Linked DNA regions of Homo sapiens: region 1 is linked to region 2. Evidence: chromatin contacts called from ENCODE Hi-C or POLR2A ChIA-PET data. All regions are on one chromosome and are shown on one strand. The core of a region is the stretch at or near the end of the contact, and the rest is flanking DNA. Distances in the headings are between cores, read along the strand shown.

Region 1 (5,502 bases), core at 2,631-5,130, 110 kb before region 2:
GCAGGGGGGCAGAGGGAGCAGTGGTCAGATCATTTACCATCAGTGTCCAAGGCCAATGCCACAGGCCAGGGGCTGCAGTGGAGGAAGCTCTCCTGCCTCCTGTCACCTGCCCAGCGTCTTCCCTCAAGGTGTACAAGTGTGTGGTCAAAAGCTGTGCCCAGACGTTCCCAAAGCTCGACACATTTCTGGAGCACATCAAGAGCCACCAGGAGGAGCTGAGCTACCGCTGCCACCTCTGCGGCAAGGACTTCCCCTCGCTGTACGACCTGGGCGTGCACCAGTACTCCCACAGCCTCCTGCCACAGCACAGCCCCAAGAAGGACAATGCCGTCTACAAGTAAGTGCCTCCTGCTTCCCTCTCCCTGGGTGGACGGGTGGGTGGGCAGGGAGCCCAGGGCCTGTGGCCTTGGTGGTTCTGACTGCTTAGGACCAGTGAGATATTTGAAAGGAGAAACCGAGGCTCCTGGCTGGGGTCCAGCCTGGCAGAGTGGGTTCTGGGCTTTGGCACTGGTGGAAGAAAGGATGCTGGCTCTCCTTATATCATTCTTATGTCTTGGCAGACATTTTTCCCAAAAAAAAATCCTTAAAAAGAGGAACCTATATTTCCTTGTTCATAGTGGGAAAAGGTTTGAGCATTTTATTCCAAACTAAACAATTATGACAGTATTATTTTGTCTCATAATCTACAAAATTTAGCTTACAGTCAAAGCGGTACACCGGTTCTTAACAATTAAAAAAGAATGGGCAGGGTGTGGCGGCCCACATCTGTAACCCCAGTACTTTGGGAGGCCAAGGCAGAAGGAGGCCAGGAGTTTGAGACCAGCCTGGCAACATAATGAGACCCCATCTCTACAAAATAAAATACATTTTAAAATGAACAGTTGGCTGGGCGTGGTGGCTCACACCTGTAATCCCAGCACTTTGGGAGGCTGAGGCGGGCAGATGATGAGGTCAGGAGATGGAGACCATCCTGGCTAACACGGTGAAACCCCGTCTCTACTAAAAATACAAAAAAAATTAGCCGGGCGTGGTGGTGGGCGCCTGTAGTCCCAGCTACTTGGGAGGCTGAGGCAGGAGAATGACGTGAACCCGGGAGGCAGAGCTTGCAGTGAGCTGAGACCGTGTCACTGCACTCCAGCCTGGGCGACAGAGCAACACTCCGTCTCAAAAAAAATAAAATACAATAAAATGAACGGTAACATGTTTAAAAGCAAAGATCATAAAAATAATATTCATTTGTTTTATAATCTATAAGATCTAGGTTAAAGTTGAAGCTATATGCTGATTCCTATTTTTATTTTATTTTTTTCTTTGAGATGGGGTTTTGCTCTGTTGCCCAGGTTGGAGTCCAGTGGCACCATCACAGCTCACTGCAGCCTCCCCGGGCTCAGGTGATCCTCCCACCTCAGCCACCTGAGTAGCTGGGACTAACAGGCATGTGCCCCACGCCCAGCTAATTTTTGTATTTTTTGTAGAGACGGGGTTTCGCCATGTTGCTCAGGCTGGTCTTGAATTCCTGGACTCAAGTGATCCTCCCACCTTAGCCTCCCAAAATGCTAGGATTACAGGCGTGAGCCACTGTGCCCAGCCTATATGATGATTCTTAGAATGAACAAGGGATGGATCAGGTATGGATTTTATTGGGGTAATTTATTCTGATAATCATTTATATCACTTCAGTCTTCCATTGTGGTCATGAAGAGGGTCCCTTTGGCAGAAATGATGAAAGGTTTCCTCAGTTTTGCAACATGCTTTTTATCCTTAGATCTTCATGTTAAAGCAGGGCACAGTGGCTCACGCCTATAATCCTAGCATTTGGGGAGGCTGAGGTGGGAGGATGGCTTGAGCCCAGGAGTTTGAAACCAGTCTGGGCAACATAGCAAGACCTTGTCTCAACAAAAATAGAAAAATTAGCCAGGTGTGTTGGCACGCACCCGTAGTCCCAGCTACTCAGGAGGCTGAGATGGTAGGATTGCTTGAGCCCAGGAGGTTAAGGCTGCTGTGAGCCATCATCGCGCCACTGCACTCAGCCTGAGCGACAGAGACGCTTGTCTTAAAAAAAAAAAAAAAAAAAAAAAAAGATCTTCACGTCATTCTCTTTGGACCTATTGACCTCTGATCATCCTTGTTGAGTTTCTCTGCCTCAGTTGTTTTCTGGTCTGTTTTGCCAGGTCTTCCTTTGTTGATGGTGTTATTTGCAGTTGTGCAACATCACTTTGATGATGTCATGAAATCCCCCATCTGCAGTCATTTTGCTGTACATTTGCCTGCATCATCTGGGAGCACCTGCCTCACAAAACCCATGGGGGTAGATAGTAGCAAAAGGCCAGGAGTGGTGTTTGTGTGGGGCCTCCTTCCAGTTCATTAGCAAATATTTTCCCATTACAGTGGTTTTTGCTTCTCTGTACAAACTTGTACCTGCAGAGATTTGGTGTTTCTGTTAATGAGGCCCCTGTAACTCCTGGGTGAAGCTTCTGGGGTTCAGAGATAAGTAAATACCTTGAGCTTAAAATGCATGGGCTGCTCAGGGTGACTGGTGTGTAAACAAATGCACCCTATCACTTGATAAAATGCTATCATATATGTTTATAAGGTATAGAGATACCACAGGGGAGGCAGGCTAGAGAAGCTGTCCCAAGAGCAGTGACATCTGAACTGAGTTTTGAAGGATGAATAGGAGTTTGCCAGGTAGACAATGGATGGAGTGTGTTCCTATCAGGAGGAACCGCAAGTTTAAAATACAACAGCAAGTGATGTATTAATAGAATGACTGTTATGTGGAGTGGAAGCGGGAGGGAGATGTTTAGATGGGGCCTATGGGAAAAAGTGGGGCCAAGGCATGAAGGGCCACGTAGAAATCACAAGAGCTCTGAGAAGTTGGCAGAGGAGCTAGAACTCAAGAAATGGGGTGTAGGGTAACTTGCCCCCAAGACTCTGGGAAATGGGGCAAGAGAGGCAGGGAAGCTGGGCAAAGCTTTGGCCAGCCAAGGGGCAGAGATTTCTGGCAGTGATGACTTATTCCCGTTTGCACTTGATAAATTTTCTTTGGCTCTTGCCCTTCTGATTTGTGGATTATCTGTGAGTTCCTGTGGCTGTGTGACTCTGGAGTGAGATGCCAAGTAAAGGGAAGGAAGCACCTGCTCTGTGCCAAGCTTTGCCTTTAGTGACATGAATCCCTGCAGCCCTGGGAGGTAGGTGATATTCTCCCCATTTTGAAGATGAAGACACTGAGGTTCAAAGAGAAGTGACCTGCCCACCAGAGTAACAACATCAGCAGAGTTTAGATTCGAACCCTAGTGTGAGATCTTGGAAGCCTCATAGCCCTGGTCTTGGAGTTTGCAGGTTGAAGATTGAGCCCGATGCTGATGACCCTGTGCAGTCCCCTTGCAGGGTCATAGTGCCAGTGGCCCTTTGTAGACATTGGAGCTGTTGTCCTGTCCCAAAAGTAAGGCCCAATGAGCCAGGCCCCCATTTGGATGGCCTGAAGGTGGAATGGTGTCATGGGTAGTGATAAGGGTTCTGGAGCCATTGGCCTGTGCTTAAATCCTGTCTTGACTGCAAATCCAGTGGATGACCTTGGGCAAGGTATTCAGCCACTCTGAGCCTCGGTTTTCTCCTCTGTGAAATGGGGATCACAGTAGTGCCTGCCCTACTGGATTATTTATAAGGATCAAGTAAGACAAGGCTGAGGCTCTTAGACATGGTACCTGGAACATAGTAGGTACTCAATAAATGTTATTGCTACAATTATTATTATTTGTGTTATTTAAGTAGAAGTTTGGCTGCATGCAGTAGAAACCTCAAATAACAGTGACTTATACACCATGAGAGTTGATTCTGTCTCATAGTGACATTTGAGTGGCTGTGGTGGCTTCATCATATCTTTAGAAGTCCAAGCCCTGTCATTCTGGTTTCTGTTCCCTGTCAGCCACATTGCCTTGGCCTGCCTATGTGTACTTTCCCCAAACCTCTCAAATGACTTTTAGTCATGCCACTATATCTTTACTGTATGTTTAATATTTCCTTTTAAAAAATAAGATTTGGCTGGGTGCAGTGGCTCACTCTTGTAATCCCAGCACTTTGGGAGTCCGAGGAGGGCAGATCACTTGAGGTCAGGAGTTTGAGACCAGCCTGGCCAACACAGTGAAACCCTGTCTCTACTAAAAAAAAAAAAAAAAAAAAAAAAATTAGCTGGGTGTGGTGGCACACTCCTGTAGTCCCAGCCACTCCGGAGCCTGAGGCAGGAGAATCGCTCAAACTCGGGAGGTGGAGGTTGCAGTGAGCCAAGATTGTGCCACTGCACTCCATCCAGCCTGGGTGACAGAGAGAGAGACTCCGTCTCAAAAAAGAAAAAAGAGAAAAATAAGATTTATTGATTTTTTCCCCCAATTGCAAAAGTCAATGTTCAATGCAGAGAAAACAATTTTGTAAAAACCCACACAAAAACAAAAAACCAAAACTGTCACCCAGAGATCGCCACTGCACTATTAACCTCTTGGTGGATATCCTTTGGCATATATGTGTAATAAATATGTTTACAGATATGGATACAGATATAAATATCACAGACTATATTTGAGTCAGGTGATGCCAAATAGAGTCACTGAATTTGGTGAAAATTCATCACACTGTCTTCCTGTAGCGCAATGTCCAACAAACAGACTGATTTAATGGGATCACTGCACATGTGGTTTTATCACTTAAAACTTTTTCACTTAAAACAGTAATATAGCTGGGCATGGTGGCTTATGCCTGTAATCCTAGCACTGTGGGAGGCCGAGGCAGGCAGATCACTTGAGGCCAGGAGTTCAAAACCAGCCTGAGCAACATGATGAAACCTTGCCTGTACAAAAAATACAAAAATTAGCCAGGCATGGTGGCATGTGCCTGTAGTCCCAGTTACTTGGGAGGCTGAGCTGGATTGCTTGAGTCCAGGAGTTCAAGGCTGCAGTGAGCCGTGATCATGCCACTGCACTCGTGAGACCCTGTCTCGGGGAAAAACAAAAACATCAGTAATATGGACATCTTTGCATTTCAGCAACAATAGACCTGCCTCATTCTTTAAACAGCTACTTTGTATTCCATTGTGCATGGTGTACTGTGATTTACTTCTGTCATCTCCCATTGTTGGTTAGTGAGGTTATTTTCAGTTTGTCATCAGTATAACAATTATACAGGGAACAACTTCGGAAGTACATCTTTGCTCTTTTCTAAGTTCCTAGAAGTGATTTTGCAGGTCAGAGTTGAAAGGGTTTTGTTTTTTTTTTTTTTTGAGATGGAGTCTCGCTCTGTTGCCCAGGCTGGAGTGCAATGGCAGGATCTCAGCTCACTACAACCTTCGCCTCCCAGGTTCAAGTGATTCTCCTGCCTCAGCCTTTCTAGTAGCTGCGACTACAAGGCACCTGCCACCATGCCCCGCTAATTTTTTGTATTTTTAGTAGAGACGGGGTTTCACCATGTTAGCCAGGATGGTCTCGATCCCTGACCTCGTGATCTACCCAC
Region 2 (6,020 bases), core at 1,646-4,145:
ATGTTTCACATTTCTTTATCTCTCTCTGTGCTGTATTCTGGGCGAACACCTCTGATAGGTGTTCTATAGCCCCCAATACTTCTGAGTGTGATTATATTGGAGATAGGGTCTTTGAAGAGGTGACTAAGTTAAAATGAGGCTATCAGGGTGGCCCCTAATGCAATCTGACTGGTGTCCCTATAAGAGGAAATGTGGATGCACCAAGGGGCAGGAAGGATGAGCATGCGCAAGGGAGACCATGTGAGGACACAGCAAGGAGGTGGCCGTCTGCAAGCCAAAGAGCAAGACCTCCGATAAAACCAAACACCAGCACCCTGATCTGGGACTTCTAGCCTCCAGAACTGAAAGTTAATAGATTGCTGTTGCTTAAGCCACTCTACTGTTTTATTATGACAGGGCCAGTAAATGAATATGACAGACTACTGTCAAACCCACCTATTGAGTTTCTCTCTTTCTTTTTGCTTTGTTTGTTTTTTCAGTTTATCTTGGGTGACTTTTTTTTTTCTATGGCCCAGGGCAAGACACCCACTTCTAGGCTGCAGCCCAAGGTTATTGGGCAGTTTTTCCAGTCCCAAGAAGAAACAGCTGACTTCCAGCTTTTTCCTGATGTAGGGAGCCTAGTTTCAGCTGGAGGGCTCTCACAGGGCCAGGAGCCTTGTCTTTCGTCCTCACAGAGGCATTCAAACCCCAGTGCCATTCAGAAGTCTGGATATGGCAGCCCCAGGTGACTTAGTGGCTCCATGAAGCTGCCAGGGACTTGGACACCTTTGATCTTCACATTTTAGCACCCTTGGGGTGCGGCTTTAACCCTCTTGTTGCACTTCCAGGCATCTCATCTCCAAATGCCCCATGTCTTCTGTCTTTTGTTTGCTTCTTTGTTTTGAGACAGGGTCTCACTCCATCACCCAGGCTGGAGTGCAGTGGTGTGATTACAGCTCACTGCAACCTCAACCTCCCAGGCTCAAGTGAACCTCCTACCTCGGCCTCCTGAGTAGCTGGGACTACAGGTGTGTGCCACCACACCTGGCTAACTTAATTTTTTTTTTTTTTTTGAGACAGTTTCACTCTTGTTGTCCAGGCTGGAGTGCAATGGTGAAATCTCAGCTTGCTGCAACCTCTGCCTCTTGGGTTCAAGCGATTCTCCTGCCTCAGCCTCCCGAGTAGCTGGGATTACAGGTATGTGCCACCACGCCCGGCTAATTTTGTATTTTTAGTAAAGACAGGGTTTCACCATGTTGGTCAGGCTGGTCTTGAACTCCCGACCTCAGGTGATCTACTGACCTCGGCCTCCCAAAGTGCTGAGATTACAGGCATGAGCCACCGCACCCGGAAATTTTTTTTTTTTTTTTTGTAGAGACAGGTCACGCTATGTTGCCCAGGCTGGTCTCAAACTCCTGAGCTCAAGCGATCCTCCTGCGTCTGCCTACAAAAGTGTTGAAACTACAGCCACAAGCCAACGCGCCCGGCCTTATGTGTTATCTCTTGCCACATAGTGGCCTCTGCTCCAAGGGAAGCGGGAAGAGTGAGTTTTTTCAGTGGTACCTTTCCTCCCCATCCTGAAAACAAATGTGATTCTCCTCCTAAAGAAGTAGAGCAAGTGGGTGTAGAGTTGTTAACATGCAATGTCTGCCACATAAAACATGATCCCCATTTTGGTGAGGAAATCACAGCCTGGAGAGGTGTGGTGATTTACACAGCCTGGATTCGATTGCACTGAGCCTGCCCCACCCTCACCCTGCTCTGATTCAGGGACCCTGGCCTGGCCCTCATCTTTGGTGGTTGCTGTCGTCAAGGCACTGGCCTTGCGTGATGGATGAGCAGGCAGCCTCATTAAACACAAACCCTTGTTGGTTTCCCAAAGCCCACAGGAGCAGCGAGGCCCGGGATCTGGGAGCAGGGAAGCTGAACAGGACCCCATCTGTCCTGTTCCCTCCGGCTTCTGCTCAAACAGGCATTTGTCTGCCATGGCAAGAGGGCAGCCTCAGACACTTCATCTCTGGGCAATTAGGGGGCTGCACGTGAGAAGAGTAATGACTGGCCAGAGGGGATTTATCAGGGGCCAGTGTGGCTGGGCGGGGCTCAAGATTTGACATCCACCTCTTTTCCGAGGGGAAGGAGCTGGTTAGCATCCCTGCCTGGCAGTGGAGCCTCGTTAGCTCTGCCTTCTACTGTCCCTTCCCCCTCCAACGCTCTGCTCCCCACCCCACCTCCTTGTCTCTGCCCTAGATCAGAGGCCAGGCACTAGCTGGATGGTCACACCTGCCTCCTCCATGCTGCCCCCTGTGAACCACTCTCCGCACTGGCTGCTCACAAGTCTGATCACGTCACACACCTCCTCCCTACCTTTAAATCCTTCCATGGCTCCCTACTGCCCAAATCATAAGCAGCTGTTGTGTTCGGGTGGTCCTAGGTGACCAGCTTCCCCACGAGCGATTTCTCTCCTTTGGTTTGATTCGTGTCAAAGATGAGTCTTAGACACTGCCTGATGCTCAAACGGTTTATCCTTTTCTTAAAAAAAAAAAAGATGGGATCTTGCTGTGTTGCCCAGGCTGGTCTTGAACTCCTGGCCTTAACCCATCTTCCTCCCTTGGCCTCCCAAAGTTCTGAGTTACAAGCATGAACCATGGTGCCCGGCCTCAAGTGATTTATTTTGGCTGTGCTGTTACGAGACAGACATCAATGACACGGGCCAGATACACTTAGGAGGTCAGAGGACCAGCTGACCAGGAGGGTCTCTGTGTAGAGACCATCCTCAGAGTTTGGGGGATCCTTCTCCCTTCCCTAGACCTGGGTTCAGTCTAGGTTAGTCGCCAGGTGTTTCTTTCAAAAAAGAAGTTTAAGCTATTCTTGTAAGGGGAAGCTTTGTTTCAAGGTTTATGAAAGTTGCATCTGTGCTGAGGTGGTCTTGTTTTCTGGAAATCCCCTGGCCAGGGTTGGAAATCCTGGGGCCAGGCTGTATCAACTGCTAAGTGACACCTGGTGTCCGGCCTGTGAGATGCTTAAGTGGGTCCTATGGCTCTTGTTAATCTCACAGTTGCAGTATGTCTCTTTTTATACTATGACAGCAACCTCAGCCCTGGTGACCTCAGCTCCCGCGCCGCATCCTCTGTACTCTTGCTCTTCAATTTTTAAGAATGAGTTTCATGATTATGGGTTTCAAAAATTACATTCAGGACTGCGTGTGGTGGCTCATGCCTATAATCCCAGCACTTTGGGACGCCAAGGTGGGTGGATCACTTGAGGTTAGGAGACCAGTCTGGTCAACATGGTGAAACCCTGTCTCTACTAAAAAAAATAAAACTTAGCAGGGCGTGATGGTGCACACCTGTAATTCCAGCTACTCAGGAGGCTGAGGCAGCAGGATCACTTGAATCTGGGAGGTGGAGGTTGAAGTGAGCCGACAACATGCCACTGCACTCCAGCCTGGGTGACAGAGTGAGACTCCATCTCAAAACAAAAACAAAAACAAAAACAATTCAAAAGGCACACAGTAAAACAAGGCTAACTCCTGCATCGTCCTCACCTGCCTAGTCCCCATCACCTGCCACATGCCTTAGTTCCTTGTGTATCCTTCCAGTTTCTTTATGCAAATGTAAATAGGACAAATATGTCGTCATATTTACCACCCCCACACATGCTTTATATACAAATGGTAGCTTATCAGGAACGTGGTTCTATACTTTCATTTTTGCACTTAATACATCTTGGAGATCTTTTTGTATCTGCAGAGAGAAGGCTGCTTCATTCTCTGGTACAGCTTGACCATCATTTCCTTAGCCAGCTCCCAGGTAGTGGATGTTTGTGTGGCAGGTGCTGCTGCTGCCCTGTCCCATATCTCCCACCTACCAGAGCTCACCAGCAGCCCTTTCATTTCTCCAGGCTTTAGCCCACACAGGTCTCTCTGCCTGGGATATGCTTCTGCTTCTTCATCTCAAATCAAGAGTCTGGCAGCCCCGCCAGAGACACTAACCTAACTAGTTCAGGCAGGGCTAGCACTTTGGGCCTCAGGGTCTCCCTTACCTCCTCTGCCTCAGGAATGATCACAGTGGATTAAATCCTCTCCTTATCTGCCTGCCTGGCTGGGAGCACCTGGGCAGGGGTCAGAGCTGTGGGGGGGCAATGGGGAAGATGAGTCAGATTCATCACTATGTCCCAGCACCTCTTACCACATCCCATGGCCTCTAGTGAAGCAGGAGAAGGATTGTATAAAATCCAAACTCCTTCCCGTGGCCTACAAAGCCCTGCTGACCCCGTCCCTGCCTGCCATCACCCCCAACCTCAGGTCCAGCCAGTGTGGCCTTCTTGTTCCTCAGAGACCTCAAACTCGATCCTGCCTCAGGGCTTTTGTTCTTATACTTTCCTCTACTTGGACTCTCTTTTCCCCAGATCTCCTGATTAGACCTCAGCTCAAATGACACTTCCTCCAAGAGGCCTTCCCTGACCACCTTGACTAAAATATCCTACTCACCCCTGCCAACTTTGGGAACCCAAGGCAGGAAGATCAGTTGAGGCCAGGAGTTCAAGACCAGCCTGGGCAACATAGTGAGATCCCATCTTTGAAAAAAAAAAAAAAACACCCCCACTTTCTTAGCAGTTATGGGATGAATTGTGTCCTTCCCAAAGTTTATAGGTTGAAGCCCTAACCCCGAGTACCTCAGAATGTCACTGTGTTTGGAGATAAGGTCTTTAAAGAGGTGAATAAGTTAAAATGAGGCCAGTAGGGCTGGGTCTTAATCCAATCTGAGTGGTGTCCTTTTTGTTTGTTTGTTTGTTTGTTTTGTTTTGTTTTGTTTTTGAGACAGAGTCTTGCTCTGTCTCCCAGGCTGGAGTGCAGTGATGCGATCTTGGTTCACTGCAACCTCTGCCTCTGGGGTTCAAGCAATTTTCCTGCCTCAGTCTCCCGAGTAGCTGGGACTAACAGGCACGTGCCACCACTCCCGGCTAATTTTTTTTTTGTATTTTTGGTAGAGACAGGGTTTCACCATGTTGGCCAGGCTGGTCTTGAACTCCTGAGCTCGTGATCCACCCATCTCGGCCTCCCAAAGTGCTGGGATAACAGGCGTGAGCCACTGTGCCCGGCCTGGTATCCTTTTTAAAAGGGGGAAGCAACACAAGGGATGAGGGTGCACAGAGGGAAGGCCGTGTGAGGACATGGGGAGGAAAGCCGAGGAGGGAGGCCTCCAAGGAAACCCTGCGGGTGCCTTGGTCTTGGACTTGCTGCCTCTGGAACTGTGGGAAAATAAATTTCTGTTATTTGAGCCAGGGGTCCTCAATCCCCTGGCCATGGACCAGTACTGGTCCATGGCCTATTAGGAACCTGGCACACAGCAGGAGGTGAGTGGCTGGTGAGGGAGAGAAGCTTCGTCTGTATATACAGCCGCTCCCCATCACACGAATGGCTGCCTGAGCTCTGCCTCCTGCCAGATCAGCGGCAGCATTAGATGCTCACAGGAGTGTGAACCCTGTTGTGAACTGTTCATGCGGGGGATCTAGGTTGCATGCTCCTTATGAGAATCTAATGCCTGATGATCTGTCACTGTCTCCCGTGACTCTCAGATGGGACCATCTAGTCGCAGGAAAACAAGCTCAGGCTGGACCTGGTGGCTCACGCCTGTAATCCCAGCACTTTGGGAGGCCGAGGCAGGTGGATCACGAGGTGAGGAGTTTGAGGCCAGCCTGACCAACATGGTGAAACCCTGTCTCTACTAAAAATACAAAAATTAGCAGGGCACGGTGGTGAGCGCTTGTAATTCCAGCTACTCAGGAGGGTGAGGCAGGAGAATTGCTTGAACCCAGGAGGCGGAGGTTGCAGTGAGCCAAGATCGCGCCATTGCACTCCAGCCTGGGCGACAGAGAGAGACTTCGTCTCAAAAAAAAAAAAAAAAAAGGAACACAAGCTCAGGGCTCCCACTGATTCTACATTATGGTGAGTCATATAATTATTTCGTTGTATATTACAGTGTGGTAATAATATAAATAAAGTGTACAATAAATATAATATGAATCATCCCCAAACCATC

The links. A loop is a pair of places that touch in the nucleus more often than their neighbours do. ChIA-PET counts read pairs that join two places held with the same protein, here RNA polymerase II (POLR2A). Pooled maps may share reads with other maps.
Region 1: a pooled map shows a loop between it and region 2 (4-fold over the local background). The contact joins two enhancer-like sites. A Hi-C loop is called at or near these places in 1 of 168 maps with a recorded cell type or tissue (GM12878), 17 of 37 single-sample maps with no recorded cell type and 6 of 50 pooled maps. POLR2A ChIA-PET finds 5 or more read pairs at or near these places in 3 of 52 experiments (OCI-LY7, WTC11 and naive thymus-derived CD4-positive, alpha-beta T cell).

The regions. Positions count from the first base shown.
Region 1 is chr20:33,769,956-33,775,457 of GRCh38, forward strand. ZNF341 (zinc finger protein 341) reads left to right here. Exons shown (of 15, transcript NM_001282933.2): 10 at 129-337. Among named protein-coding and RNA genes, the nearest start is that of ZNF341-AS1, 38 kb to the right of the region's middle. RefSeq lists an enhancer at 3,557-3,626. Within about 2 kb of position 3,881, at least 2 of the 41 ENCODE cell types and tissues checked have a DNase peak (open chromatin) inside an H3K27ac peak, as active enhancers do; they include GM12878, where a contact is called at or near this core.
Region 2 is chr20:33,880,381-33,886,400 of GRCh38, forward strand. No RefSeq gene overlaps it. Among named protein-coding and RNA genes, the nearest start is that of CHMP4B, 72 kb to the left of the region's middle. RefSeq lists enhancers at 2,823-2,942, 3,123-3,382. Within about 2 kb of position 2,896, at least 2 of the 41 ENCODE cell types and tissues checked have a DNase peak (open chromatin) inside an H3K27ac peak, as active enhancers do; they include GM12878, where a contact is called at or near this core.